Linked DNA regions of Homo sapiens: regions 2 and 3 are each linked to region 1. Evidence: read pairs that join two places in POLR2A ChIA-PET (ENCODE). Cell type or tissue: GM12878. All regions are shown on one strand. Links, peaks and the distances in the headings refer to the core of each region. The heading gives the core; the rest is flanking DNA.

What was found. ChIA-PET counts read pairs that join two places held together with the same protein. Peaks named below come from ENCODE experiments on the same cell type or tissue, not always from the same donor. Only the 100,000 strongest peaks of a DNase experiment are listed, where the experiment ranks them.
Region 2: POLR2A ChIA-PET joins it to region 1 with 5 read pairs; 5 of 35 experiments call an interaction of 5 or more read pairs at or near these places.
Region 3: POLR2A ChIA-PET joins it to region 1 with 5 read pairs; 6 of 35 experiments call an interaction of 5 or more read pairs at or near these places.

The regions. Positions count from the first base shown.
Region 1 is chr12:110,679,835-110,691,084 of GRCh38, forward strand. It overlaps HVCN1 (hydrogen voltage gated channel 1), which reads right to left and starts at 9,281. Exons shown (of 8, transcript NM_032369.4): 1 at 9,246-9,281; 2 at 8,791-8,874; 3 at 3,391-3,430. The coding sequence starts at 3,411. RefSeq lists enhancers at 7,351-8,179, 8,742-8,791, 10,042-10,091, 10,212-10,321, 10,852-11,001 and silencers at 8,972-9,471, 9,532-9,601. In GM12878, for the core only: no CTCF peak of the experiment used is centred there; no DNase peak of the experiment used is centred there; H3K4me3 peaks cover 1,849 bases; H3K27ac peaks cover 1,966 bases.
Region 2 is chr12:110,742,897-110,754,146 of GRCh38, forward strand. No RefSeq gene overlaps it. Among named protein-coding and RNA genes, the nearest start is that of PPP1CC, 5.6 kb to the left of the region's middle. RefSeq lists enhancers at 1-228, 990-1,574 and a silencer at 86-225. In GM12878, for the core only: no CTCF peak of the experiment used is centred there; no DNase peak of the experiment used is centred there.
Region 3 is chr12:110,733,333-110,740,902 of GRCh38, forward strand. All of the region lies in intron 1 of PPP1CC (protein phosphatase 1 catalytic subunit gamma), which reads right to left. Among named protein-coding and RNA genes, the nearest start is that of PPP1CC, 5.8 kb to the right of the region's middle. In GM12878, for the core only: no CTCF peak of the experiment used is centred there; no DNase peak of the experiment used is centred there.

The DNA.
Region 1 (11,250 bases), core at 3,804-6,303:
GGGCGACAGAGCGAGACTCCGTCTCAAAAAAAAAAAAAAAAGAGGAAAACTGAAGCTTTGGGAGGTGGCAGGGGGCAGAGAGGGGCTCTGAGGAGGGCCGATGAGGCTATCTCAGCAGAACTGCAAGCCAGGTCTGCACCATGGCTACAAAACCCCACCAGTTTCTCTCCTAACACAGCTGTTTTCCTCTCAGAAACGAGGAGAGCTGACACTCAAAAAGCTCTAAAAGCAATCTCATTAAGACAACTTTTTTCCAAAACACAATTAATTCCATAAGGGCAGATCATGAAAAGGAACATGTTCTTCAAACCAGTAAGAGGCTTATTTGCCACAAGCGGTCCTGGCTCTTTCCCCAGCCCCCCAGCAATGTCCTCCTGACAACACCCTCTCAGGCTAGCTTCTGTGTGATGACAAACAGGCTCCAGGCTCCAGGTTCCAGGCCCTGGGAGTTCCCCAAGGTGTGTCCCTGGTTGTGCATTGCAATCCCTACTTCCCTTGCTGTCTCTGTGCCCTGGTATGGGCTTCTGACAAGGTCCTCAGCCACCAACTCATTCCTTCAACCCCCAGCCTCATTTGGAACCCCCAGACTCAAATGCATACCCCCAGCTTGACCTGCTGCCATTTACCCCATGAACAGACCTATAGCCTTGATCTATTTATTACTATTGTGAAAAAAGGAACAAAAGAAAGGGAAATAAATTCATAACAATCCCTGCACACCAAACTTATGTATCATCTACCCATCTACCTCTTTCTCTCCCACCTGTCTTTATCTTTTACAATTATAATCAAAGACAGTGGGCCAGGTGCGGTGGCTCATGCCTGTAATTCTAGCACTTTGGGAGGCTGAGGCAGGTGGATCACTTGAGGCCAGGAGTTCGAGACCAGCCTGGCCAATATGGAGAAACCCTGTCTCTACCAAAACTACAAAACAAAACAAAAAAAACTAGCTGGAGATGGTGGCGCACACCTGTAATTCCAGTTACTAGGGTGGCTGAGGCCCAAGAACCATTTGAACCCAGGAGACGGAGGTTGAAGTGAGCCGAGATTGCACCACTGCACTCTAGCCTGGAAGACAGAACCAGGCCCTGTCTCAAAAAAACAAAACAAAAAAAGGCAGCAGACAATTTTCTATCTTATTTTTTACCACTATATGCGTCAGATTCGCACCTGTTCAGAGGCCAGGAAACTTACCAAGGAGTCAAATGATCTCATTATTGCATTTTGCATGTTTTTAAACCATTTTGGATGGTTTTTAATCCAATTCTAAGACCACGTTTTCTCACATTTTAATGTCTCTGAAATCTGGCTGGGCCTGACAATTGATCGGTTTCAGCCTGTGTTACTTTTTATCACAGTAAATGGCAGCACATGGTTTTGCTTTTTTTCTTCATAGTACATAAAATAAGGTGCACGCATAGTGTTGTCTCATGTGCTAAGAAACATGGTGCCATAAATTGTACTTTTTCTTTTTTATGGGTTCTTTTCCCATAAGTGAGATGACCAGGCTTGAATATGGATATTTTCAAGATTCTTGATACACATGGTCAAATTTTGTGTCTAGAACAGTGGCATGGGTTGACCCAGTCCCCCGTGATATGTATGAGTGAGCTGGTTTCATCACAGTCTAATCAGCATTAAGCATTTCCGAATGTTCTTTTTGGTTTGCCTAATTTAATAGGGAACTACAAATGAAGGAAAAGCATGAACAGTTCCCACTTAACCTTTCTTCCATGCTGACTCTCTTATGAAGGATACCTGGAGCTCCTGGGGCTCCTAACTCTTACAGTTACCAGGGTCATCAATTTGATGAAATACACAATCACCATCATCATCATCATCATCCCGTGGTCATTCTGACCCTCACATTTGCTTCTCAGACTCTGCCCCACTCACCCCTGCTGCTGCCCTGAGCTTCCTGCTCTGCCCTCGCCAGCTTGGCCTGGCTAGGCCCCCAGAACCTCAAGATGAACAGCTGATGTGAAAGTCAACACTTCCTTTCTACCTTGCCCCCAATCTTCACAACCAATGCCCCCCAAATCCAACAAACCTGCACCTCACATATCAAAGACACAGTCTATTTCCTACTCGAGATGGCCATAAGGTACAGGAGGAAAGCATTTCCTCTGGAGTCAGGCCAGGTTGAAATCCCAATTTCTGTTTTTTTTTGGAGACGGAGTTTTGCTCTTGTCACCCAGGATGGAGTGCAATGGTGCGATCTTGGCTCACTGCAACCTCTGCCTCCCAAGTTCAAGCGATTCTCCTGCCTTATCCTCCTAAGCAGCTGGGATTAGAGGTGTGTGTCAGGATGCCTGGCTAATTTTTGTACTATTAGTAGAGATGGGGTTTCACCATGTTGGCCAGGCTGGTCTCAAACTCCTGACTTCAGGTGATCCACCTGCCTCGGCCTCCCAAAATGCTGGAATTACAGGCGTGAGCCACCGTGCCTTTGCCTCCTAAGTTCAAGCAATTCTCCTGCCTCAGCCTCCCTAGTAGCTGGGATTACAGGCGCATGTCACCACGCCTGGCTAATTTTTGTATTTTTGTAGAGATAGGGTTTTGCCATGTTGACCAGGCTCATCTTGAACTCCTGACCTCAAGTGACTTGCCCACCTTGGCCTCCCAAAGTGCTGGGATTACAGGCATGAGCCACCACACCTGGCCTAAAATCCCATTTCTGCCACTTTCTAGCTGTGTGATCTTCAGAAGTGACTTTACTTCTCTGTGCCCAAGCCCTGTATGGGCTCAGTACTTGCCTAACATTCTGAGACCACTGTATTATCAAATCTTCCCGACAATCCTGCAAGGGCAGGGGTGGTAAATAATCTTTTCACTATTTTCCAGATAAGGAAACTGAGGCTCAGGGAATTGAAGGGCACACAGTTATTTTGTGCCTAAGGACACATAGTTATTAACATGCACTGTTCGAGACCAGCCTGACCCACATGCAGAAACCCCATCTCTACTAAAAATACAAAGTTAGCCAGGTGTGGTGGTGCATGCCTGTAATCCCAGCTACTTGGGAGGCTGAGGCAGGAAAATCGCTTGAACCCTGGGGGGCAGAAGTTCTGGTGAGCTGAGATTGCACCATTGCACTCCAGCCTGGGAAACAAGAGTGAAACTCCATCTCAAAAAAAAAAAAACAAAAAAAACCGCACATAGTTATTAACATACAGGGCTGGGATTCAAATGGTCTGATGTGGAATATCAGGCTACTTGGAGGTTTTGTGAAGTCCTTTTACAGCTTTTCATCATTTTGATTTTAAATATTTCAGTATAGTGGAAACACCTGAACAGGGAGTTCTCCCTCTCCTGTTTGAAACACCAAACAGAATTATCCTCTCAAGGCTGGGATATCCTCTAATGCTGCAAGACCACAGAATCCATTACCTTTTCGTCCCAGGTGGCCATGTCCCTGTTGCCTCTGGATCTGAAAAATAAAAAGACATTTGTCCAGATCTATCATCTTGCTGCCATCTGCCTTGGTATGTGCTCTGTAATCCTTTCTTACAAATTAGTTTTAAGTTAGTTTAGTTTTAACTGTGCCCGAAATTAGTGTAAAGTACAAAGTATATGTAGGAGGGCATACATCCTGGATATAGAGCCAAATGAACTGAAACAGGGACTCAAACAAATACTTATTTGTACACGAAAGTTCATAGGCTTTCACAGCATTATTCTTAAAAGCCAAAAGGTGGAAACGACCCGCTTGTCCATCAATGGATGAATGGATCAACAAAATGGGTCTGTCCACACAATGGAACGTTATTTGGCCATAAAAAGAAATGAAGGGGGCCAGGTGTGGTGGCTCACACTTGTAATCCCAGCACTTTTGGGAGGCCAAGGTGGGTGGATCACCTGAGGTCAGGAGTTTGAGACCAGCCTGGCCAACATGGTGAAAACCCGTCTCTACTAAAAATACAAAAATTAGCTGGGCATGGTGGTGGGGACCTGTAATCCCAGCTACTTCGGAGGCTGAGGCAGGAGAATCGCTTGAACCCAGGAGGCAGAGGTTGCAGTAAGCCGAGATCGTGCCACTGCACTCCAGCCTGGGCAACAGAACAAGACTCTATCTAAAAAAAAAAAAAAAAGGAAAAAAAAAAAGAGAGAGAAATAAAGTATTGATACTTATTACAATGTAGATGAACCTCAAAGATACCATGCTAAGTGAAAAAAGCCAGACATAAAATGTCACATATTGTATGATTCCATTGATATGAAATGTCCGGAACAGGATATGAAATGTCCAGAACAAGCAGATTGGTGGTTGCCAGGGGCTGGGGACAGGGAAGGATGGGGAGTGACTGCTTAATGGATTAGGGGGTTTCCTTTTGGGATGATGCAAATGTTCTGTGCAGCTAACAAGGTATTTTTTAAAAAGCAAAATGATATATTATTAATTTTAATACAAAGAAAAACAGTGAAAATGTTCTGATAGAGGTGAAGGCCGCACACTGTGAAATGTACTTAAATGCCACTGAATTATTCACTTTAAAATGGTTAGCTTTACATTATGTGAATTTCACTCCAATTGAAAAAAGACAGACATTACAGTGTTGGGGTTGCTCTGAAAAACAGTAAAACCTTCTGAACACCCACCACCAGCTATATCAGTGAATGCACCTCTGAGCAGCAGGAGCTGCTAGTGCTGTTGAGTATTCACATATGGACGTGGAAAGACGCCAGCCACAGAGCAAACAGAGGAGTCACATTACGGCAGAGTCTACAGGATGACCCCATCTAAGTCAAAAGAAATACAGATGCTTTTTTTTGGTCCGTAAGGATCACTCTTCGCAGTGGTTATCTTTGGAAGAAAAGGGAGTGATCTGGGTGTGGGGCTTTCCTTCTCTGCTTCTGGGAGGCGTGAACTTTTACAATGAGTAGGTGTTACTTTAAAACGTTATTTTTAACATAGGTGATCTATGCATGTAGTAAAAAGTTTAAATTATACAAAAAGATATTCTATGACAAGTCAGTCTCCCCTCTACCCATTATCCTTCCCAGAAGTGGTCGCTCTGACCCTCTGACCAGTTTCCTACGTCGCCTTCTGGAGTATTCTATGCCCTCACAAGCACATGAGTAGATACTCTCCCCCAACCTTTTATTTTATTTTTTTTGTAAACAAATGTGAACCCACATACTGCTGTGAACCTTATTTCCCTTCAGGGTGTGGTAGGCAAAATAATGCTCCCCTTCAAAGATGCACATACCCTAATCCTTGAACTTGTATATTACTTTACATAGCAAAAAGGATTTTGCAGACATGATTAAGTTGCAGCTCTCAAGATGGAGGGAATGATTTTGGATTATCCTAGTGGACCCAATGTCATCAGAGGGGTCTTTGATAAGTGGAGGCAGGAGAAAGAAGAGATTGTGAGGACAGAAGCAGAGGCTGGAGTCAGAAAGATCTGAAGATTCAGTGCTTTAAAGATGGAGGATGGGGCCTCAATCCAAGGCATGTGGGCCCCTCTAGAAGTTGGGAAGGCAAGCAAACAGATTCTCCCCCAGAGCCTGCAGCAGCAACACAGCCCTGCCCATACCTTGACTCGAGCCCACTGAGACCGATTGTGGACTTTTGACTTCCAGAACTGTAGCATAATAAATGTGTGTTATCTTAAGCTGCCAAGCTTGTGGCCATTTGTTACAGCAGCCACAGAAGACTAACACAGTATCTCAGAGGTGGTTCTATGCCAGTGTGTCCTGTATGAAGTGCACGCCTTGTCATGGCTGCACATGAGTCCCCTGTAGGAATGTGTTTAATCCTACTAGTGATGGACATTTACGGTTGTTTCCAATCTCCTCCCACCCCAGCGCTTCCATAAATAACCCTGCACACCCTTTTTTTTTTGTTGTTGTTGTTTTGTTTTGTTTTGGAGTTGGGGTCTCACTCTGTCACCCTGGCTAGAATGCAGTGGTGCGATCAGAGCTCACTGCAGCCTCAAGATCCTGGACTCAAGCGATCCTCCCACCTCAACCTCCCGAGTAGCTGGGACTATAGGCACACACTACCAAGTCCAGCTAATTTTTGTAGAAAGGGGGGTCTCACTATGTTATCCAGGCTGGTCTCAAACTCCTGAGTTCAAGTGATCCTCCTGCCTCAGCCTCCCATGGTGTTAGTATAATAGGCATGAGCCATTGCACCTGATCCCTCTATGTAACTTCTATAATTTTTTTTTTCCCCTGAGACAGAGTCTCGTTCTGTTGCCTAGGCTGGAATGCAGTGGTATGATCTCGGCTCACTGCAACCTCTGTCTCCCAGGTTCAAGCGATTCTCCTGCTTCAGCCTCCTGAGTAGCTGGGATTATAAGTGCCCACCACCACGCCCAGCTAAAATTTTTTTTTGTATTTTTAGTAGAGACGGGGTTTTGCCACGTTAGCCAGGCTGGTCTCAGACTCCTGACCTCAAGTGATCCGTTGCCTCAGCCTCCTAAAGTGCTGGAATTACAGGCATGAGCCACCGTGCCTGGCCTAATTCTAAAAAATTATTTTGAAATAAACTTTCAAGAAAACTTTAAAGAGGTTCTTTCTCTCCCCACAGTTACATGCTGAGGGTGCAAGGGACTCTTAGACTTTCTCGCTGGTTGACTGGCAGAGCAACTTCTGGACCCAGCAGAGTTCAGCTTTGCATGTCCCTATACCAGCCCCCTGGGATTCTCAACCTGCTCTCACGAGAGGGGCTCAAGTGGAACCATCACCACAAGAGGAGGTGAAGGGAAAAATTAAGGTGCCCTGGAGATTTCCTACCTTTGCAAGACAGGAGCTAGAACTAGCACACACGCAGAGGAACACTCAGCTTCAGCAATTCAAGCAACAGAAACTTTAAAACTACCATGCCCTTCTCCATTAAACTAGCCAAAACAAATAAAAAGGATAAAAACCAATGCTTGCAGAGCTGCAGAGAAATGTGCACACATTCCTGGGGATGATTTTTCTAAATAGCTACCTGGTCACAAGAGGTAAGTGCTTCCAAAATGATCCCACCCTTGACTTGCACACCTTGGTTAGGAAACTGTATCTCCAAGAAGCCATTTGATAGCCAAAAACATGCACAATATGGACAATGATATTTATAGCTAAGTTGAATAGTATGGCTAAAACCTGGAAGTGGCCCTCAACCCCCAAGCCCTACTTTAGGGAAAAGCTGAGGAAGGCAGTGGGCTCTTGGGAGGGATAATTCTGAAGTCTATGTAGAAACGGGAGAAAAAATGCTGTCAAGCAGTGAGAAGAAAAATAGGCTGATGGCTGACACATTGCCTGCAACTGTACAAAACTATCTGAGCCATTCCTAGGTGCCAGGCACTGATTTCCCAGGTTCTGGGAAATCCAAGGTGAAGAGGAAAGGGCAAGATCACGATCCTGGTAGACTGACATGTTACCTGGGGAGACAAACAAGGAAGCAAGGAAATATACAAGACAGACCACACCCCCCCCCCCCAGCTAAGCACTGGGAAGCCAGCCAGCCAGAGTAAGGGGCCAGGGAGCAGGCGGGGTCTCCTTAAGTGGGGTGGTCAGGGACAACTCGACATTTATGGTGTGCCCTGAATTACAAGGGAGTATGTCACAGATTGCAGAGAAGAGCATTCCCGGGAAAAGGAAGAACACGTGTGCTGTGCACAGCCCCTGAGAGAGCGGAGTACTTAGGAGGTGGCGGCTGGGGACAGCAGTGGACAGGACAGTGGCCAGAGAGAAAAATTGAGAATAATCACACAGGGCCTGATCATGGAGAGGGCTTGGCAGGCGATGCTGGGGATTTGGATGGAAGTGAGGGGTCCAGCGTGATGAGGCGGCAAGAGATGCTGGCGGCCTGGTCTCAGGGTGGAAGTAGGGGGTGGAGGGGTGGCCGGATTCAGGATATGCTTTGGGTTAGAACTTGTCGCTAGCCTAGACTGTGGGGAAGGGACGAGGAGCGGGGTGGTGGATGACAGCTCCCAGGGCCCAAGCCCCAATGACTAGCAAAGGATCAAGTCTGGGGACAAGAACACTCTGGCTTTCTCCTTCTTGCTAAACCTGTGTCGGGGAGGGCAGGGGCCACAGAGCAGCTCTGGACCTTGTGCAAGCCTCAGCCCAGAGATTTTCAAAACCCTGCCCTTATCAGCCTTTCCCTCTGGGGAGTCAGCCAGAGAAGTTGCCACCCCCTCACCTTGGTCTTACTCAAGCAGCTCCTAGTTGCTGGTGGGGCTGTCCGGAAATCCTGCAGATCTCAGATAGCCCTGAACAACCTGAAGTTAAAGGTGCCCAGGACAGAGAAGTACTCTCAGAGGGGCAGGACGGAGGGTGGAGGAAGCACTGGAACCATGAACTTTTGGTAGTAACCTGGTGCCAGGGGCTAAGCCTGTACACCAAGCATCTTATATCATCTTCTCAGCAATCCTGCGAGGTAGGTACATGCTTAACCTCATGGGACAGATGCGGAAACTGAGGCAGAGACAGGCCAAGTCACGAAGCTGAGCCTGCAAGATCCCCCACACCCAGCACTGGTAAAAGTGGTGGGGGCAATGTTGGAGGGAGTTCCACTGAGGAACTGCTCTCCCCTCTCTGTCTTGGCGTTTACCCTGGCCCCAATCACTCTTGTTCCTCAGCATCTCTGTCTCCAACAGGTGGGTGCTTTTAAAGTGTTTCTAGGGAAGAGTTTGCTTCCCCGGGGCTCCTCCTTCAGGGATGGCTGGGCCTGCTCATTGCAGCCTTCTCCCGGGACATCCAGCACTGCCTCTGCCCCTGCTTCTCTCCTACAATCTCCCGGGAGGGCAGCGGGGCAGGGACGATGCATCCGAGGACTTAGGGGACACAGACCTGGTTGTGAGTTCTGGCTCTGCCTCCTTTGGCTGTGTGACCCAAGGCAAGGGGCTTGGCCTCTCTGCGTCTTGGTTTCTTCACCTGTTAAGAGGGAGACGACGATGGTCACCTGTGGCTGCTGCGCGGAGTGTGAAGAACTGAAGGCACCTGGCCCAGGGCGGCGCGCACCACCAACTCTCCGGGATCGGGGGGTCACTAGGGCCAGCGTCTCCCGCGTTCCCCTCCCCTGGACTCCAGTCCCTGCCGAGGGGAAGCACTGCCCGCCCGCGCCGGGACACGCCAGAGCCGAGGGCAACCGAGGGCTGGGGTCCTGCTGGGGCTCCACGGCGAGGCCTGGACAGCGGAGATGCGGGGGGGGGTCCCCTCTTCTCGGAAGGATCGGGCACTGGGGGTCTTGTAGAAAGGGCTGCACGCCAAACGGGGTACGCCCCCCGCCCGGCCCGAGCACTTACCCGGCGCCCCACCCGCCCGCGGTCACCGCTGCGACTGGGAGCCTCAGAGCAGGTCCGGCCCAGCCCGTCCCGCCCCGTACCGTACCAGGCCCCGCCCCCGCCCGGGCCGCCCCCGCCCCCGTCCCCGCCCCCACAGCCCGCAGACCCCCAACGGTCGGCGGGCTTCTAGGCCTCGGCCCGGGTCTTAGTCCCCTTGTCCCTGCCTGTGGTCAGTCCACCCGTTCGTCCCTACCTCCCTCACCCCGGCTGCCTCCCGCCCCGCAGGGTGGGCCTGTCCTGGGCCTCCCGCAGTTACAAAGGTCCCGCCCGTGGGAGCGAATCGCGGATCACAAAAATCCTGCCCCGGGCCAGCCTAAGGGAAGGGTGGGCGGGGGAACCACTTCCTTCCTCCGCCGGCTGGAGCGGGGCGAATCCACCCCGCCAACCCCTTTCGGGGAGCTTCTGCTCCATCCCACCGTCTCCGGGCCACCCCTGCCTCTGGGTCTCCTGATTCCTTGGCCTCGTCCCCTGCACAGTTTCTGCCATGCAGGGGTGGAGGGTGGGCAGCACGCTCTGACGAATGAGCAACCTCTCAGCCCTCAGAACTTCCCTTGGTCGAGGGCTCTGAGGCTGCTCATGGGATGGTACTGGCAAGAGGGAGCCTTACCGCGTGCAGCCCCTGCCTGTCCTGGGCCGCCTTGCTCCGGGCCAACTCGTACGGCCCCGCAGGCGCAGGCCCAGCTCTGAAGTCCCTCCCCTGTGGGCCCTCCCAGCACCCTGTTCACACAGTCGAATCAGTTCTGTTAGCTTCTGTCTTCCCCCAGAGACCATTTGTCCCAAACATCCTGCAAAGCCGTCTTCTGCACACCTCTCCCTTCCGGTTGAGTCGGGGCTGTGGGGAGAGGCTCACCTCCTTGGGGTTGTGTTAGTTTCCTCATGCCGCTGTTAACAGATCACCACAAACCTAGTGGCTTAACACAAATGTGTTATCTTACAGCCCTGGAGGCCAGAAGTCTCAGATGGGTCCTACAGGGCCAGAATCAAGGTGTGGGTGGGGCTGTGCCTTCTGGAGGCGCCAGGGTAGTGTGTTCCTTGCTTTTCCCGGCTGGAGAGGTGCCTGTGATCCTTGGCTGTCTCAATCCGACCTCTGCCTCCATGGTCACAGCGTCTTCTCCCTTCTAAGGAGCCCTGTGATTATATGGGATCCACCTGGATAATCCAGGCTAATCTCTCCAGCTCAGGATCCTTCACATAGCCACATGTGCAAAGTCCCCTTTGCCACTTAAGGCAACATACAGGTTTGGAGGGGTTAGGATGTGGATATCTTGGTAGGGGGGTGCATTCTTCTGCCTCCCATAGGGGTATTGTCTGCTTCAACTGACTCGGCTTTCCCCAATTCTGCTGGGCAGCTGGCTTTCTTTTCTTTTTTCTTTTTTTTGGAACGGAGTCTCACTGTCGTCCAGCCTGGAGTGCAGTGGTGCGATCTTGGCTTACTGCAACCTCCGCCTCCTGGGTTCAAGCAATTCTCCTGCCTCAAGCCTCCCGAGTAGCTATGATTACAGGCCAGCATCACCATGCCTGACTAATTTTTGTATTTTTAGTAGAGACGGGGTTTTACCATGTGGGTCAGACTGGTCTCGAACTCCTGACCTCAAGTGATCTGCCTGCCTTGGCCTCCGAAGGTGCTGGGATTACAGGTGTGAGCCACTCCACCCGGCAACAGTCTCACTCTGTGGCCCAGGCTGGGGTGCAATGGCATGATCTTGGCTCAGTGCAACCTCTGCCTCCTGAGTTCAAGCAATTCTCCTGCCTCAGCTTCCTGAGTAGCTGGGATTACAGGTGCCTGCCACCACGCCTGGCTAATTTTTGTTTTTTTAGTAGAGACAGGGTTTCTCCATGCTGGTCAGGCTGGTCTCGAACTTCTGACCTCAAGTGATCCGCCTGCCTCGGCCTCCCAAAGTGCTGGGATTACAGGCGTGAAACACCATGCCTGGACTGCAGCAGGCTTTCTTTTTTCTTTTTGAGG
Region 2 (11,250 bases), core at 5,006-7,505, 64 kb after region 1:
AATGGCCGCCGACTCCTTAGACAGCCTCGGGCGGCGCACGGATGCGCGCGGGGAGTGCAGCGGCCCGGCCGGGACTTCTTTATGGGCCATAGGGGGCGCGGGAGGGGGCGGGGCCCGGGCGCTGGAGGGGGCGGGGCCCGGGCGCTGGGCGGGGCGCAGATGGCTGAGCGCAACCGCGTCCCCGCATGGGATCCTTCCGCCAAACGGGCCGAGTAAATAGGCCCGCCCCCAATGCCGGGCCCGAGCGAGAGTTGCAAAGTTGCACGCGGGAGTTGGGGCTGGGGGAGGAAATGCAGCTGTGCACACCGCCGGTTGCGGCCATCGCCGGATCTTGTGCATTGAGTCTAGATGTTTGCAGACCTGGACAGGTGGGAGCTCACCGAGGGATTTCGGGGGTCCTGGAACTTACCCTTTAAGATAAATCTGGGGTGAGGATGGAAAAGAATAATAAAGAAAAGAAGGTTGACTTATTTTGGATTCAGATATACTGGAACTTGGGACAAGAGAAAGGTTTATTTGGTAACTAAAAAGAAAAAACCCTCTTTCAGATAAGTCAAAATGTAACAGTTAACTCATTGTGAGTGGTGGGTATATGGGTATTTGTATATATATTTTTTGTGCACTTCTGTAACTTTAGGGGTAAAAAATCCATACTCAAAGAAAATTTTATCATTTCTGTCCCTTGGATTTATCTTCCCTGAACTCGGAAAGTTATGTAATCATCGGGACGGTTATCCCGATTCTAGCCAGGGCAAAGTTGAACGAGCGCGTGCAGCAGTTAAAAGGGGAATTTGCAGATTTCACGCGTGCAGGCCGGGGGCGGGAAGAGAAGATGCAAGCTGCGCGGGCGGTCCTGGGTTCTGCAGACACCCGAAGAAACTTTGGCCCATTCCTCTCTGGCTTCCCAGCCTCCCCGAGGGCACTCCTATCCAAGGGGCCCCCAAACTGTGCCACCTCCAGGGGCTGCGCGTCGACTTTGGCTGGGTTTGGAAGTACAGCCCACACTCAGCAAACAGATCGGCTCTCTTTCCTGACCTTTCCATGTACGTTGCTTCCTGCAGCGCTTTACATTTTGCAAAGCCCCCTCTCTCCGAGAAATTCATTTTGTTTCCCAAGGCGTGCAGGATGCACGAATCCCCATCTCAGTATGCCACGAGGTAATTGCACCACCCAGGCATCCTCTTCCAAAGCAATGTCCTCAGGGTGCGGGCTCCATGTCCCCTTACTTGGGCCCCCTCGCTACTGGTGCAGGGCCCTTGAGTTTCAGAACTCAGCCTATCGATCCACTTTCCTCAGGCACTAACTCACTTTCCCCTGCTACAGCTCTGTCCACCAGAAGTCACATAAGTGCCATTTGTCAGGCCAAGGCAATGAGCCCAGTTGGTGACATTCGGAGTTGGTGCCCAGCGCTGCTGTGAACATCTGGCTATGGAGGTCAGGGGGGGCTCTTGCTGGAGTCCACAGGACTTTGGGCTACTCCAGGGCAGGGTGCATCATCGGAATGGCATTTAGGGTAGAAATATGAAAGACAGCAATTCATTCAGCAGACAAATATTTATGGAGTACCCACTCTGTGCCAGGCATTGTTCTAGACAGGGAAGCAGGGGTGATCAAGACAGACAAGGCTTTTTTCTATGGAGAGTCATTTAGTCAGTCAGATGGTAAGCAAAGATGCAAATAAAAATATCAGCTTCTGATAAGTGCAGTGGAGAAAAATAAACAAGAAAAAAAATGCTACTGTGTTCATTTCTTAGTATGTGCCAAAAAATGATCTCATTGAATCCCCAAGATAATCCTAGGAATTATGTCCTATTCCTATCATCCCCATTTACAGATGAAGAAAGTGAGGCACAGAGAGGCTAGGGTGGTTGCTGAAGGTCACACAGCCAGGAAGTTACAGAGTCAGGGCTGGAACTCAGGACAGCCTGAAACCACAGCCCTCGTTCATATTCAGTAAAACCCGGCAGTGAACCCCCAGCAGTGTTCACATCCCTGGCACATACTGGGCACATATCAATTTGGAACCCAGTGGAATGACTGAATTGTGTCTCTGCCCACAATACGAGTGCCATAATTTTCCTCATGCAAAATGGCAGGTGTGTTAACCTCTTGCAACATCATCAGGGCTGGAGGAGGACTTCAGACTGAGCTGGGACATGGGGAGAGCCTCTGTCCCCAGGTTGTTTTCTGCTGGGCAACTCCCCTCCAGAGTTCAGTTCTGCTGGCACATGCCTAAGTGATTAGCTGGCTCTGAGCCTGAGCATGGCATAGCTCACCAGGGTGGGCCCTCACAGCTCCCAGGAACCAGCAAATAGCCGGTGGAGGAAAGCACTGATTCCCTATTCGCCTTTTTCTGCCATTATCAGCACCAGTGGCTTTCCAAAGATGAGTTGATATAAGCATCCTGTCAGAAAGGATACAGCCTAATAAATGGAATGTCCCTTCCCCTCTCTAGGCCTCAGTTTGCCTATCTGTCAAATGAGGAGAGTGGATTAAAGTGCACTTTTCAAACTGTCTTTCCTGGCTCTACAGAGCTTTCTTAGGGGCTGCTGAAGATGATGGGGAGCTGATGATTAGAAGAGAGTGGCTGTGGCCAAATATTGGAAACTCAATAGTGTCTCTGAGGATACTTAGGCTTTGAGGGGGGATCCCAGTGCCTAAAGGGACCTGGCTGATAATACGAAAGAATTCAGCCTCTGGGTAGGGACTGGAGCAAACTGAGCCCACGTTTCATCCAAGGGGGCGGCCACTTCTCAGCTCCAGTCCCCTGGGGCCACTTGTGGCCAGATCCTCTGAGTTTTTGGTAAAACTTGAACATATGGATTTTTATGTTAAATGTTCCAATTTTAAAAAGTCGGTCATGAACTCAAAATCTTCTAAAACAGTGTGAGGCAGACAAAGCATATCTGTGGGTTACATTTGGCCCTAGGCCAGCAATTTGGAACTCTGTTCTAGAAGGCTGGGGATGAACTTTATTCTCTCCGTCCTTCCAATTTAATGAGCATTAGGATTGTGGTGAGATGATTGGAAGAAGTGTTGGTGGCTGGGCGCAGTGGCTCACGCACTTTCGGAGGCCGAGGTGGGTGGATCATTTGAGGCCAGGAGTTCGAGACCAGCCTGGACAATATAGTGAAACACCATCTGTACTAAAAATACAAAAAGTAGCTGGGCGTGCTGGTGGGTGCCTGTAATCCCAGCTACTCCAGAAGCTGAGGCATGAGAATCGCTTAAGCCCAGGAGGCGGAGGTTGCAGTGAGCTGAGACCGTGCCACTGCACTCCAGCCTGGGCGACAGAATGAGACTCCGTCTCAAAAAAAAAAAAAAAAGAAAAGAAAGAAGTGTTGAGTGTTGGTGATGAAGTTTGCCTGCAAATCTAGACCTCCCTGGATATTCCAGGGGTTTTATACAAAGGAGGGAACCATGGGGAAAAAATACGGGTGAATGCTCTTTGACAACGTCCACAGTTCTATCTCTGCATCCTGTAGTGTTACCGGCAGACACTTGTATTCTTTTGGGCAACGTTTGTCGAGGCCGTACTGGGTGTCAGGCACTGTGTGAGAAGCTGGGGACATAGCAGTGAATAAGCCAGACTTAGTCCCTGTCCTCATGGAGCTCCCAGTCTAGAGAAAGACACAGAGGGGAACAGATAAACCATTTGAGGAGGATAATTTCAGAGAGTGGCGATTTCGTGAGAAAATTAGAAAGGGTCATGTGACCACATAGGAGGACTCTGAGGATTTGACATTTGAGTCAAGATGTGAAGGATGAAAAAGAGAAAGTCATGGGAAGGATTGGCATAGGGGAAGAATATTCCCAACAGAAGGACCACCAAGTGCAAAGGCCCTGAGGCAGGAACAATCTTCCAGTGTTGGAGGAATGGGAAAAAGGCCAGAGTGGCTAGAGCACAGTGTGAAAGGTAGGAGAAGAGTGTCAGAAGTGGGGGTTGGAAGGCTGGGCGCGGTGGCTCACGCCTGTAATCCTAGCACTTTGGAAGGCCGAGGCAGGCAGATCACTTGAGGTCAGGAGTTTGAGACCAGCCTGGCCAACATGGTCAAACACCGTCTCTGTTAAAAATATGAAATTTAGCCGGGAGTAGTGTCGGGTGACTGTAATCCTAAGCTACTTGGGAGGCTGAGGCAGGAGAATCGTTTGAACCCGGGAGGTGGAGACTACAGTGAGCCGAGATCGCGCCATTGCATTCCAGCCTGGGTGACAGAGAGACTCTATCTCAAAAAAAAAAAAAAAAAAGAAGAAGAAGGTGGGGATTGGAGAAGTGGCCAGAGGCCAGATCACTCAGGGTTTTTGTTTTTTTTTCTCTCTTGTTGCCCAGGCTGGAGTGCAATGGCACGACCTTGGCTCATGTAACCTCTACCTCCCGGGTTCAAGCGGTTCTCCTGCCTCAGCCTCCCAAGTAGCTGGGATTACAGGTGCCTGCCACCATGCCCCGGCTAATTTTTGTATTTTTAGTAGAGACAGGGTTTCACCATGTTGGCCAGGCTAATCTCAAACTCCTGACCTCAGGTGATCTGCCCGCCTCGGCCCACTCAGGGTCTTTTAAACCACAAGAAGACGTTCGGATTTTATTCTAAGCTTAATGGGAAGTCACTGCAGGGTTTTAGGTAGAGGAGTAACATGATCTTATTTCACTTTTTTTTTTAGAGACAGGGTCTTGCCCTGTTGCTCAGGCTAAACTACAGTGGTGATATCATGGCTCACTGCAGCCTTGACCTCCTAGGCCCAAGTGATTCTCTCGCCTCAGCCTTCCAGGTAACTGGGACTACAGGTGCACACCACCACACCCAGCTAATTTTTAAGTTTTTTGTGGAGACAGTGGTCTTGCTATGTTGCCCAGGCTGGTCTTGAGCTCCTGGGCTCAAGCGGTTTGCCCGCCTCCTCCTCCCAAAGTGCTGGGATTATAGGCATGAGCCACTGTGCCCAGCCTGACTTCATGACTTCATGTTTTTGTTGTTTTTTTTTTTTTTGAGACGGAGTCTCACTTTGCTGCCCAGGCTGAAGTGCAGTGGCATGATCTCGGCTCACTGCAACCTCTGCCTCCTGGATTCAAGCAATTCTCCTGCCTCAGCCTCCCTAGTAGCTGGCATTACAGGAATGCACCACAACACCCAGCTAATTTTTTGTATTTTTAGTAGAGACGAGGTTTCACCATGTTGGCCAGGCTGGTCTTGAACTCCTGACCTCAAGTGATCCACCCGTCTCGGCCTCCCAAAGTGCTGGGATTACAGGCGTGAGCCACCGCCCCCAGCCTCATGTTTTTTTTAAATAAGCTTTTTATTTTGGAATAGTTTTAGGTTTACTGAAATGTAGCAAAGATGGTACAAAGAGTTCCCATATGCCTTTAGGTTTCCCCTTAATGTTAACATCAACAGCCAAGGCATTGCTCATAATTATTTCCTAACACCTAAATCATAAAGAAATGGTGGATCAGGCTGGGCGTGGTGGCTCATGCCTGTAATCCCAGCACTTTGGGAAGCTGAGATGGGCGGATCGCTTGAACTCAGGAGTTTGAGAACAGCCTGGGCAACATGGCAATACCCTGTCTCTACAAAAAATACAAAAAATTAGCCGGGCTTGGTGGTGTGCACCTATAACTCCCAGCTACTCAGGAGGCTGAGGCAGAAGAATTGCTTGAGCCCCGGAGGTTGAGGCTGCAGTGAGCTGTGACTGTGCCATTGCATTCCAGCTGGGGCGACAGAGTGAGACCCTGTCTCCCCCACAAAAAAATGATGGATCATAAAATATCACATCACATATAACCCAGAGAGCATCTTCTTCAAAATAAGGTCTGATTGTGTGTATGTGTTTTGAAAGATCGGGTTTTGTTTTGTTTTGTTTCTGAGATGGAGTTTCGCTCTTGTCGTCCAGGCTGGAGTGCAATGGCGCGATCTCATCTCACTGCAACCTCCGCCTCCCAGGTTCAAGCGATTCTCCTGCCTCAGCCTCCCAAGTAGCTGGGATTACAGGCATGTGCCACCACGCACAGCAAATTTTGTATTTTTAGTAGAGACGGGGCTTCTACATGTTGATCAGGCTGGTCTCGAACTCCTGACCTCAAGTGATCCACCCACCTTGGCCTCCCAAAGTGCTAGGATTATAGGTGTGAACCACCGAGCCTGGCCAAGATCAGGTTTTACTATGGTGCCCAGGCTGGACACGAACTCCTGGACAGTTACTTCCTACCCAAGTAACTGGGACTATAGGTGCACACCTCCATGCTTAGCTCTGATTGCATTTTTTTTTTTTTTGAGACAGAGTCTTACTCTGTCACCCAGGCTGAAGTGCAATGGCATGATCTCGGCTCACTGCAACCTCCACCTCCCGGGTTCAAGCGATTCTCCCACCTCAGCCTCCCGAGCAGCTGGGATTACAGGCACCTGCCATCATGCCTGGCTAATGTTGGCCTGGCTGGTCTCGAACTCCTGACCTCAGGTGATCCTCCCACCTCGGCCTCCCAAAGTGCTGGGATTACAGGCGTGAACCACCGCGCACAGCCTACATTTTTAAAAGATTTCTTTGGTTTCCGTGAGGAGAATGGACTGTAGGTGAGAAGGAGAGGAAGCTATGAGACTAGAGAGCAGGCTGTTGAAAAATGTGGCTTTAGCCGGGAGCGGTGGCTCATGCCTGTAATCCCAGCACTTTGGGAGGCTGATGCAGGCGGATCACTTGAGGTCAGGAGTTCGAGGCCAGCCTGGCCAACATGGCGAAACTCATCTCTACATCTAATACAAAAATTAGGCGGGCATGGTGGTGGGTGCCTGTAATCCCAGCTACTCCAGAGGCTGAGGCAGGAGAATCTCTTGAACTCAGGAGACGGAGGTTGCAGTGAGCCAAGATTTCAGCACTGCACTCCAGCCTGGGTGACAGAGTGAAATTGTGTAATATATATATGTGTGTGTGTGTATATATATATATACACACATGTATATATGTATGTGTATATATGTGTATATATACACATACATACATATATATGTACATATATACACATATACACACATCTGTATGTATACACATACACACACATCTGTATGTATGTATACACATATATACATATATGTATATATGTATAAAATATAAAGTATACACATGTATAAAGTAAATGTCCATTTTATATATTTATATATATAAATATATGTATTTATGTTTATAAATGTATATATATTTATATTTATAAACGTATATATACTTATAAATGTATATATATTTATACTTATAAATGTATATATATTTATACTTGTAAATGTATATATATTTATACTTGTAAATGTATATATTTATACTTGTAAATGTATATATATTTATACTTGTAAATGTATATATGTGTGTGCGTGTGTGTGTGTGTGTATACATATATTATATATATATGGTGGCTTTACTGATTAGTCTTAGTTTTCTAATCTGCAAAATGGGGACATTATTACCCATCTCAGAATGTGATCGTGAGAATGTATCTTCCAATGTACTTAGGGTGCTAACAGGAATAATGATGACAATAACAGTGATAATAGCTGGCATTTATTGAGTGTTTTCTGTGTGCCAATCTCTATGCTCATGGCCTTTCATGCATGCTCATTTTATTTTATTTTTGAAACGAAGTCTTACTCTGTCACCCAGGGTAGAATGCAGTGGCATGATCTCCGTTCACTGCAACCTCTGCCTCCTGGGTTCAAGCGATTCTCCTGCCTCACCCTCCAGAGTATAGAGTAGCTGGGAGGACAAGCATGCACCACCACACCTGGCTAATATTTTTGTAGGCTGGTCTTGAACTCCTGACCTCAGGTGATCCACCTGCCTCGGCCTCCCAAAATTCTGGGATTACAGGCATGAGCCACCATGCCTGCCCTAATTTTTCTGATTTTTTTTTTTTTTTGTAGAGATAGGGTCTCGCTATGTTGCCCAGGCTGATGTTGAACTCCTGGGCTCAAGCGATCCTCCTGTCTCAGCCTCCCAAAGTGCTGGGATTACAGGCTTGAGCCATTGCGCCCTGCATGCATGCTCATTTTAATCTTCACACTATTTTAGGAGTTAGGTTTCGCCAAGGGAAATAATTTATAACCCAGCTGGGGAGGGCCAGAGCCAGGATTTAAACCCAGGGAATCTGATGTCACACTTCTTCCTCCAAACACAGAAGTTATGTTCTTAGGGATCAGGGAGAGCAGATTCTTTGGGATGTTCCCAGGAGCCTTCTTGGAGCAGGGGGATTTAGATGGGCTGTTCAAAACCTCTTGCACCAGCCTTGGCCTTCACAGAGCCTTCATTGTCGTTGGGTGTGTCTTTCTTTGAGAAGGCCCCAAATACACTTTCATCTGGAATTATCCAACAGTGAAACTAGGATGATTATCGCCTTGCTAAATGTTCCTTAGCATCACAAAATGACTCACTCTGTGGTCGGGAAAGAAACAAGCTATCCCAGCATCTGGAGGGTGGATCGCACTGCCATTTGGAACAAAGTCTGGCAAAGGGAGGCTCACTTTAGAGCAGGGATTGTTGACCTGGGCGCTATTGACGTTTTGGGCTAGATCGTTCTCTGTCGAGCGGGTTCTGTCCTGTGTACTACATGGTGTTTAGCGGCATCCCTGATTTCTACCCACCAGATACAAGTAGCATGCCCCTCTTCTCCAATCATGACAATAAAAGATGTCTTCTGGCCAGTGTGGTGGCTCACACCTGTAATTCCAGCATTTTGGGAGGCCAAGGTGAGAGGATTGCTTCAAGCCCAGGAGTTTGAGACTAGCCTGAACAATGTAGTGAGACCCCATTCCTTAAAAAACATGTTTTGGCTGGGCACGGTGGCTCACGCCTGTAATCGCAGCGCTTTGGGAGTCCAAGGCAGGTGGATCCCTGAGGTCAGGAGTTCGAAACCAGCCTGGCCAACATGGTGAAACCCCATCTCTACTAGAAATACAAAAATTAGCTGGGTGTGGTGGTGGACGCCTGTAGTCCCAGCTACTCAGAAGGCTGAGGCAGGAGAATCACTTGAACCTGAGAGGTGGAGGCTGCAGTGAGCTGAGACAGCACCACTGCACTCCAGCCTGGGTGACAGAGTGAGACTCCATCTCAAAAAAAAAAAAAAAAGAAAAAGAAAAAAACATTGTAATGAACTATTTAGAACTTGGAGCGAAGTATAGATTGGTAATGAAAAAAATGCAATGAACTATTTAAAGCTTAAAGTACTTGCATATAGATACCCCTCTTCACACTCCAGAGATTCCAAATGTTAACATTTGGCCATATTTGACTTAGTTTTTTTTCTTTATTTTTTTTTTAGGTAAGAAAGGAAATGAAGTATTATGGTTGACACTTTTTTTTTTTTTTTTTTTTTTGAGACGGAGTCTTGCTCTGTCGCCCAGGCTGTAGTGCAATGGTGCGATCTTGGCTCACTGTAACCTCCACCTCCCAGGTTCAAGCGATTCTCCTGCCTCAGCCGCCCAAGTAGTTGGGATTACAGGTGCCCACCACACCTGGCTAATTTTTGTATTTTTAGTAGAGACTGGGTTTCGCCATGTTGGTCAGGCTGGTCTTAAACTCCTGACCTCAAGTAATCCACCCACCTTGGCCTCCCAAAGTGCTGGGATTACAGGCGTGAGCCACCATGCCCAGTCTACTCTCTTTGAATCCCATCTCCATCCTATTCGCTTCCCCTTTCCTTCCCCAGAGGTAGCACCAGGCAGCCTAATATTGTTGTGTAGGTGACTATGTTTTCACTAGGTTACAACATCTAATAAACAAACTAACAGTCAACAAGGAAGAAAACCAACAGCCTTAACCCTCAGGGGCAGGTGGAATGAGTTTTCATAAAGCCAGATTTATTTCGTTTAAAAGACCGGCTTTGCTTCTGAGAGCAGGACATTCTGACTTTATTTATATTAAAATGTCCTTCCAAGTAAGAAAGGTGGTAATAGTGAGAGATAGCTATTTTTTAAATGTCCCATTTGGCAAAAAAAAAAAAAAAAAAAAAAAAAATCCAATCATAGGATGACGGAGAAATAACTTGCAGCATGTTTAGGCGGTGATGGAAAGGAAGGAAACTGAGCTACGTGTATCAACATGGATTCATCTCAAAGCTAATATCAATGAAGCAAAAGCCAGCTGGGGGAAGCATTTGGGCTGGATGATGCTACTTACATAAAAGTTTAAAATGGGAAAACAATGTCACATATTTAGGGCAGGGTTTTCAAACTTTTTGGGGGCCGCAATGTGCTTTAAGAAAGATATTTTAGGCGGGGCATGGTGGCTCATGCCTGTAACCCCAGCATTTTGGGAGGCCAAGGCAGGCAGATCATTTGAGGTCAGGAGTTTGATACCAGCCTGGCCAACATGGTGAAAACTGTCTCTATGAAAAATACAAAAAATTAGCTGGCACACACCTGTAATCCCAGCTACTCAGGAAGCTGAGGCAGGAGAATTGCTGGAACCTGGGAGACAGAGGTTGTGGTGAGCCAAGATCCTGGCCACTGCACTCCAGCGTAGGTGACAAAGCTAGACTCTGTCTCAAAAAAAAAAGAAAGGAAAAAAAAAGATTTTAGGCTGGGCACGGTGGCTCATACTTGTAATCCCAGCACTTTGGGAGGCCGAGATGGGAGAATGGCTTGAGGCCAGGAATTTGAGACAGGCTGGTCACAATAGTGAGATTCCATCCCTATTTTTTAAAAAAATAATATGGACCAGGCACGGTGGCTCACGCCTGTAATCCCAGCACTTTGAGAGGCCAAGGTGGGCAGATCACTTGAGGTCAGGAGTTTGAGACCAGCCTGGCCAATATGGTGAAACCCTGTCTCTGCTAAAAAGACAAAAATTAGCTGGGCATGGTGGGCGCCTGTAATCCCAACTATTCGGGAGGCTGAGGCAGGAGAATCTAAAAAAAGACACCTATTTGGAGCCCGGCAACATAGTGAAACCCTGTCTCTAAAAAAAAAAAAAAAAAAAAAAAAATTTGGCTAAAAGTAGTGGCCCACACCTGTAGTCCTAACTACTCAGGAGGCTGAGGCAGGAGGCCTTGAGCCCAGGATGTGGAGGCTGCAGTGAGCTGTGATTGTGCCACTGCACTCCAGCGTGGGCAACTGAGACCCTGTCTCAAACAACAACAACAACAACAAAAAGAATATGTCCATCCATTCACCTGTTGGCAGGCATTTGGGTTATTTCCAGTGTTTGTATTATCTATCATTTTAATGCCTGAGATAGTTTATCAAGAAATAAATATACTGTTTGAGATGGTTTCCAAAAAGAAAA
Region 3 (7,570 bases), core at 383-2,882, 50 kb after region 1:
CACTTATGAATGAATAGCTGACTCTAAGTCTTCTAGGAGAGTATTTCTGCGATAAATAGCTCATACCATATAATGGCAAGCTTTGTTTTATGAATGCTATTGCAGTTAGTCAATGCCATCAGATGAAATCAATGTTGCTAACAATTTTTTTTTTTGGCTTTGGACGCTCTCCACTGTCACCTTTGAACATAGTTTATATTTGTTTTAACTCCTTTATTCTGTTTCTGTTTGTCCTCTGGGTGGGGACATTCAGAGATCAGTAAAAAGCAAAAGCAATACTAACAACAATTTAAAAATTCTTCTTTTTTGAAGAAGCCTGGTGCCCAGGCTGGAGTGCAGTGGCATGATCATGGCTTACTGCAGCCTCAACCTTCCAGGCTCAAGTGATCCTCTTGCTCTGGCCCCCCAAGTGCCGGGATTACAGGCATGAGCCACTGCACCTGGCCTTAAAAATTACTCTTAATATTAAGATTAGATGCAGCTTTTCCAGAGAAAATAAAGATTTGTATTTAAAGAATGGTGCTTATGAAAAACATCAACAAACATGGTCTGAAAGCTTCTTAAATTCCCTAAAATTAGCAGAAAGAAAAAAGTTATATAAAGATAGAAACTGCCAAAACCATCTTCCATCAGTTATCATACAACTGCTCAGACTTCAGGCCTCTGCTCAGATACCACACTTCACCCTGGAGAAAAGCTTCTCTCATCCATCTCCTCTCCCCTCACAAGCTTGCTGCATGCTTTTTGAAAGGCTCTCTCAACATCAGGTCACTACCCACCACACCCCCTCAACCATGCTTGTATTTGTTTTATACTTGCCAGTTTGCTTCTGCCGGCTCATCTGGACCCACTGGTAGAATGTAAACCCACAGCAGCAGTCCTGCTCTGTAGTGTACACCAGCCATAGCCAGCACACAGCAGGTGCTCAAAATTTGTTGCATGACTGAAATCTGGATAAGTCTTTAAGTAGTGTTGACTGGTGGCATTAGAATTAAACATATATTCCAGACTATATATTTATTTATTTAGAGACGGAGTTTCACTCTTGTTGCCCAGGCTGGAGTGCAATGGCACGATCTCGGCTCACTGCAACCTCCGTCTCCCGGGTTCAAGCAATTATCCTGCCTCAGCCTCCCGAGTACCTGGGATTACAGGCATGCGCCACCACATCCAGCTAATTTTATACTTTTAGTACAGATGGGGTTTCTCCATATTGGTCAGGCTGGTCTCGAACTCCCGACCTCAGGTGATCCACTGCCTCGGCGCCCAAAGTGCCAGGATTACAGGTGTGAGCCACCGTGCCCAGCCCAGACTATATACTTTTGATGAGCAAAAAGCCTGTTTCTGCACTATAAAATTATAAAACAATAGGGCCACTTGCTTACCAGGCTTTACTGGAGTATTTTTCAAAGTATGAAAATCTAGAATTACTCTTAAATTTCACGTTGAATTGTCTAACAGAGATTTCAAATGGGGCTTGGCAGTCCAAGTGAACACTGGAGAGTTCTTAAAAGTTGTCATATCAGGCTGGGCGTGGTGGCTGGTTACTGCGGAGGCTGAGGCAGAAGAATCGCTTGAACCCGGGAGGTGGAGGTTGCAGTGAGCTGAGATCGTGCAACTGCACTCCAGCCTGGGCGACAGAGTGAGACTCCATCTCAAGAAAAAAAAAAAAAAAAAAAAAGTTGCCATATCAGCCAAAAGCATACAAATTCACTTCACTATTTTTTTCTTTCTTTTTTTGAGATGGAGTCTCACTCTGTTGCCAGGCTGGAGTGCAGTGATGCGATCGTGGCTCACTGCAACCTCCACCTCCTGGGTTCAAGTGATTCTCCTGCCTCAGCCTCCCAAGTAGCTGGGATTATAGGCGTGCGCCACCGTGCCTGGCCCACTTCACTATTTTCAATGTCCATCAAACAGAATTATTTACTCGTTGTAGTTAACATTTACTGAGCACTTATCCACTAGGCACTGTACTAAGGGCTTTATATTGCCATTCAATCCTGTCAACGATCCTAGGAAGTCAGGCACTGTCATCTCCCATTTTACAGTGACTTAGTCCAAGGTCACAGAGCTTAAGGACACGAGGCCGCGATGCTACATCTAGTGGTGCATTCTTAATTCCCAATTAAGAATCTGTTCTACATTGAACTTCAAAACCAAAGGAGAAGGTTGGGCACGGTGGCTCATGCCTGTAATCCCAACACTTTGGGAGGCCGAGATGGGTGGATGACCTGAGGTTAGGAGTTCGAGACCAGCCTGGCCAACATGGTGAAACCCCATCTCTACTAAAAATACAAAAATTTGCTGGGCATGGTGGTGCACGCCTGTAACCCCAGCTACACAGGAGGCTGAGGCACGAGAATCACTTGAACCTGGGAGGTGGAAGTTGCAGTGAGCCGAGATTGTGCCACTGCACTCCATCCTGGGCAACAAGAAAGAAACTCCGTCTCGGCCAGGCACGGTGGCTCATGCCAGTAATCCCAGCACTTTAGGAGTCCGAAGCGGGCGGATCACCTGAGGTAAGGAGTTCGAGACCAGCCTGGCCAACATGGTGAAACCCCGTCTCTACTAAAAATACAAAAATTAGCCAGGCGTGGTGGCAGGCACCTGTAATCCCAGCTACTCGGGAGGCTGAGGCAGGAGAATCGCTGGAACCCACGGGGCAGGTTGCAGTGAGCCCAGATCGCATCATCACACTCCAGCCTGGGGAACAAGAATAAGACTTTGTCTCAAAACAAACAAACAAACAAACAAACTCCGTCTCAAAACAAACAAACAAACAACAACAAAAAAGCAACACCAACTTAGACCTAAGGATGTGACTTTTCAGTAGAAGTATTAATATTTCTTTATCTGGCTAGAAAGGGAGATTCAGGAAAACGTATTATTACTGTTAAAAGCGAAGGTTGCTCTGTAGAAATGTATCTGATCTATTTTTCTGGCAAATCACTGACACGAGCAATAATAAAAACTTCCACACATTTTTATTGAAAACAAACTGGTAAAAATTTGAATTATAAAAGAATAGCAGCCAGATGTGGTGGCTTGGGCCTATAATCCCAGCACTTTGGGAGGCCGAGGTGGGAGGATCACTTGAGCTCAGGAGTTAGAGACTAGCCTGGGCAACATGGTGAAATTGAGTCTCTACCAAAAATACAAAATATAGCTGGACATGGTGGCGTGCGCCTGTAGTCCCAGCTACTCGGGAGGCTAAGATGGGAGGATCACTTGAGCCCGGGAGACAGATGCTGCATTGAGCCGAGATCATGCCACTGCACTCCAGCCTGGGCCACAGAGTGAGATCCTGTCTCAAAAAATATAAATAAATAAAATAGCATTGGTGATTATTTACAACACCAGCTCTTTCTCATAAGCAATACTAACTTTTGAAAGTTAGCTGCTGGCAAAAAGCAAAGCAAAGATGGAAACTATGGAAGGAAATTTAAGACAAGTTTGAGATTATTTATAAGGAATAAAAAAGTATTTTCCTTGCCACATAAAGGCCCCTTAATTGTTTAAATAAAAACATATTAAAGAAATAGCATATACTAAAAAAGCCCTAGCTGAATTCTAATGAAGTTTCAGAACCTAAGAAAGGCACAAGTGGTATAAAAATAAGCCAACGAAGATTTTGCTGTTTTAAAATAATCCTGTTAAAAAGTAGGTGATAATTTTAACAATATGCCACATCATATTCATTTCAGTGAAATCAATAGCCTCATGATATTTGACAGATTTAGGAAAATAAGACTCAAACCAAAACAAAAAACAGTAAATACTTCCAACATTAAGCATTCCCATAAACGACTGAGTTCTTTTCTGCAAAAAGTATAAACCACAAAAATGTTATCAAGAATCCTTTGGGCCGGATGCGGTGTCTAACGCCTGTAATCCCAGCACTTTGGGAGGCCAAGGTGGGTGGATCAGCTGAGGTCAGGAGTTTGAGACCAGCCTGGCCAACATGGTAAAACCCCATCTCTACCAAAAATACAAAAATTAGCAGGGCATGGTGGTACATGCCTGTAGTCCCAGCTACTCAACAACTGAGGCTGAGGCAGGAGAAATCGCTTGAACCTGGGTGGTGGAGGCAGCAGTGGGCCGAGATCCTGCCACTGCACTCCAGCCTGGGTGACAAAGAAAGACTCAAAAAAAAAAAAAAAAAAAAAAAAGAAAAGAAAAGAAAAAAGAACCCTTTAAGTTTCTCTGCAAAGTCACCAGCAGAAAGACTTCCATGTTCTGATTATCACAATTGTTTCCACACCCTGCCCTCTCCCATCCTGATTTTCCTAACAGATGGGGTTACACTTCAGGCATTGAGAAGTGACACCAAGGCAGGGAGCTGTGGTTCACGCTTGTAATCCCAGCACTTTGGGAGGCTGAGGTGGGAGGACTGCTTGTGGCCAGGAGTTAAAGAACAGCCTAGGCAACACCCCTGTCTTTAAGAAAAAAAGAAAAAGAAAAAAAAATTAGCCAGGTGTGGTGGTGTGTGCCTATAGATCCGGCTAGCCAAGAGGATGAGGAGGAAGAATCGCTTGAACCCAGGAGTTCAGGTCTCCAGCCTGGGGACAGAGTGAGACCCAGTCTCTAGTAAAAAAAATAAAAGTGACACCATTTTTTTCAAGGCAGATAGGATGTGGCTGCAAAACACTGTCTACTGTTCTCAATAAAGCATCTTGAGTTTTCTACACCTCGAGTAAAGCCAATCCATTAAAAACTTTAATTTTCACAGTCTAAGAACACATTTCGGTAATATACCACTGAGTAGACTACATTTTGAGTTTTCATTTGCTGTAAGCTTTACTGTCGGTGATGACCACTACCTTCTAGAAGAGGGATGACAGTAAACCCCAGTGAAGTGGGGAAGCTGGAGATTTCAGACAAATCACCAAGATCCACAAACACATCATCTGTTCTTGATGCTTTGGATACAGAGGTATGATCTTAAAATATCAAACTCTATCCTGGAATTCCATAAGCTCCATGGAAATGAAATCCTTCCTTCTTGGTCTTGAATGACTTTCCAGTTCTTTATCTACAAAGCGACTGACACCCAGAATATTATCTCCTTCATATTTTAATCTCTCAGGTCAACTAATGGCCTCAATTGTAAATTAAGTTAAATGGTGAAGTCCACATAACATCAATAATTTCCCTGCTTCACCATCAGGAATCCTCACCTAGTCAAGTGGGCTGACTGGTACTGTGATTCTGCACAACAGGTTACAGGTTGTAATAGGACTGTGCTTTCAAAGACATCAAATCACCTCACTAATTTCTACAGCTGACCACTGCTGGGCTACAACTGCATGTCCATTTGCCCAGTTATGAGGAGGAACACCCTAGGCTCAGAATGCAGAGCGCTCCTGTGTGTCACATCCCCCGCAAGCACAACGTCACACACAATTCTGTCAGATTTCACTGCTGCCTCCTGCTACTGACAGGCAAGAGGGCACTGCGGGCACAAGGAGAGTAATCCTTTTTCAATGCTGTGGTTTAAAAAAGGACTCCTGCAAGCTGCAGATCATCTGTCTCCAACAGAGCTTTCCCACCTTGCCTAGGAGGAGAGGAAGTGGGCATATGACCAACATACTGATGGGAAAGGAAGGGCAAGGGCTCACATCAGAGTTCTTATCAATGAGGGAATTAGAAACTGACAACTTGGATGTGAGTGTAAAAATTACCTGCTCTGTAAACAAATAATTACAGGCTGGGCACGGTGGCTCATGCCTGTAATCCCAGCACTTTGGGAGTCTGAGGCGGGCAGACCACTTGAGGTCACGAGTTCAAAACCAGCCTGGCCTCATCTCTACTAAAAATACAAAAACTTGGCCGAGCGTGGTGGTGCATGCCTGTTAATCCCAGCTACTCAGGGGGCTGAGACACCAAAATCGCTTGAACCCGGGAGGCAGAGGTTGCAGTGAGCCAGGATCCCACCACTGCACTCCAGCCTGGGTGACAGAGTGAGACTCTGTCTCCAAAATAAAATAAAAAAATAAATAATTACAGGTGTTCATTAGGAAAGATTACTTTTGTTTTTTTTTTTGGTTAGCATATTAAGAAACCTTCCCCTTTTTAAACCATTATGTTTGTCCTTTATTATCTTTAGGACCAGGGATGGCTAAACACCAGAATATGAACGTTTTATACTGCATCAAAAAGATGAACATATGGGTTATTTAAACAATCTTAGAGTTTCAGAATATCTGAACACTCCCTACCTTCAGAACAACCCTTATGTATCAGAGGATTAAATCTGTAAGCACTTTCTGTGAGCCAGGGCAGAGATCATATTTAAATCACTAAAACAAGTCAGGCAATTCTGCAGAGCCTGACATGGTCTTGCACTTTGACAATGGCCTTCTTCAAAGCAAAGATGCTTCTTGCAAACCAAGATGTGAAGTAAGTTACAACCACCTGCTATGCAAAAAAAATGCTAGCCACCATGGCTCCTTGAAGGAGGTCATTTACAAAGTAAAACTGCCCCAAATCTCACTTGTCTTCAATACATCAGACCAAATCAACAGCTGGCTTATTTTCTCTCAAAATGCCGTTTTACTGTGTAGTTATTTAAATAACTAACATCAGTTATACTAAGGAGTTAACAACCTTAAGTTTTATCATCAGCAAGGCAGAGCTTGGATAAAAGCATCCATGGTGGGTTGCAGAGGTGATGCCTCGCTTACAGAAATACTCAGAGTTCAGAGAAGAAAAGAACTGCAAAGGTTAGTGACTAAGATCTAAACCAACATGCTGTTTTTCTTAAGACTTCACTTTTCAGTTAGCTTTTTAGTACTATTACTCAGCTACTTCTCAACTAGGTTATACTGCTCGCAAGCTTAAAAGATCAATTCTAAACACGTAAAAAAATCTGGCCAAAGTCACAAGTCATATTCCCTCTACTTTCAGATATACTTACATCTTATTTAGGGAAAAAAAAGGTTTTGGGGGCATTATGAAAAGAATAAAATTTAGGCCGGGCACGGTGGCTCATGACTATAACCCCAGCACCTGGGGAGGACGAGGTGCGAGGACTGCTTGAAACCAGGAGTTTGAGAACAGCCTGGGCAACACAGTGAGACTCTCATTTCTATTTTAAATTATTAAATTTAATTTTTTTAAATAAAAAATTGTAAAACAGAATTTATTACCAACATCATTTAACTTAGATATCTACATATCCTCAATGGATCATCTTCAACTGTTTCTCTGCCAATTTAACACCCACGAGAAAAAAAGAAATTTAAGTATACTTTGCAGTTAGCCTATTCCCAAGGCATTAAAATGCACTGCTTTATTAATTTCAGCAAAAAATGAAATATAAGAAAACCTGGTTTTCAAGTGCCACATAACAAGAGGAACTATTAAGAAACAATGATCTCATTTTAGATGTATCATTACTTACCAGGCAAAGTACTTATTACAATTTTAAAGATCAAAATTAACAAAAGCTGTTTATGAATAGAGGCAGTTATGGGCAAACCAGAACTTAAATTAGCAAGCCTTAGATGATCTTAAAATTCTAATGTTTCTAATCCATGCAAATTCCAACTTTTCCTGTTTCCTCAGAGAA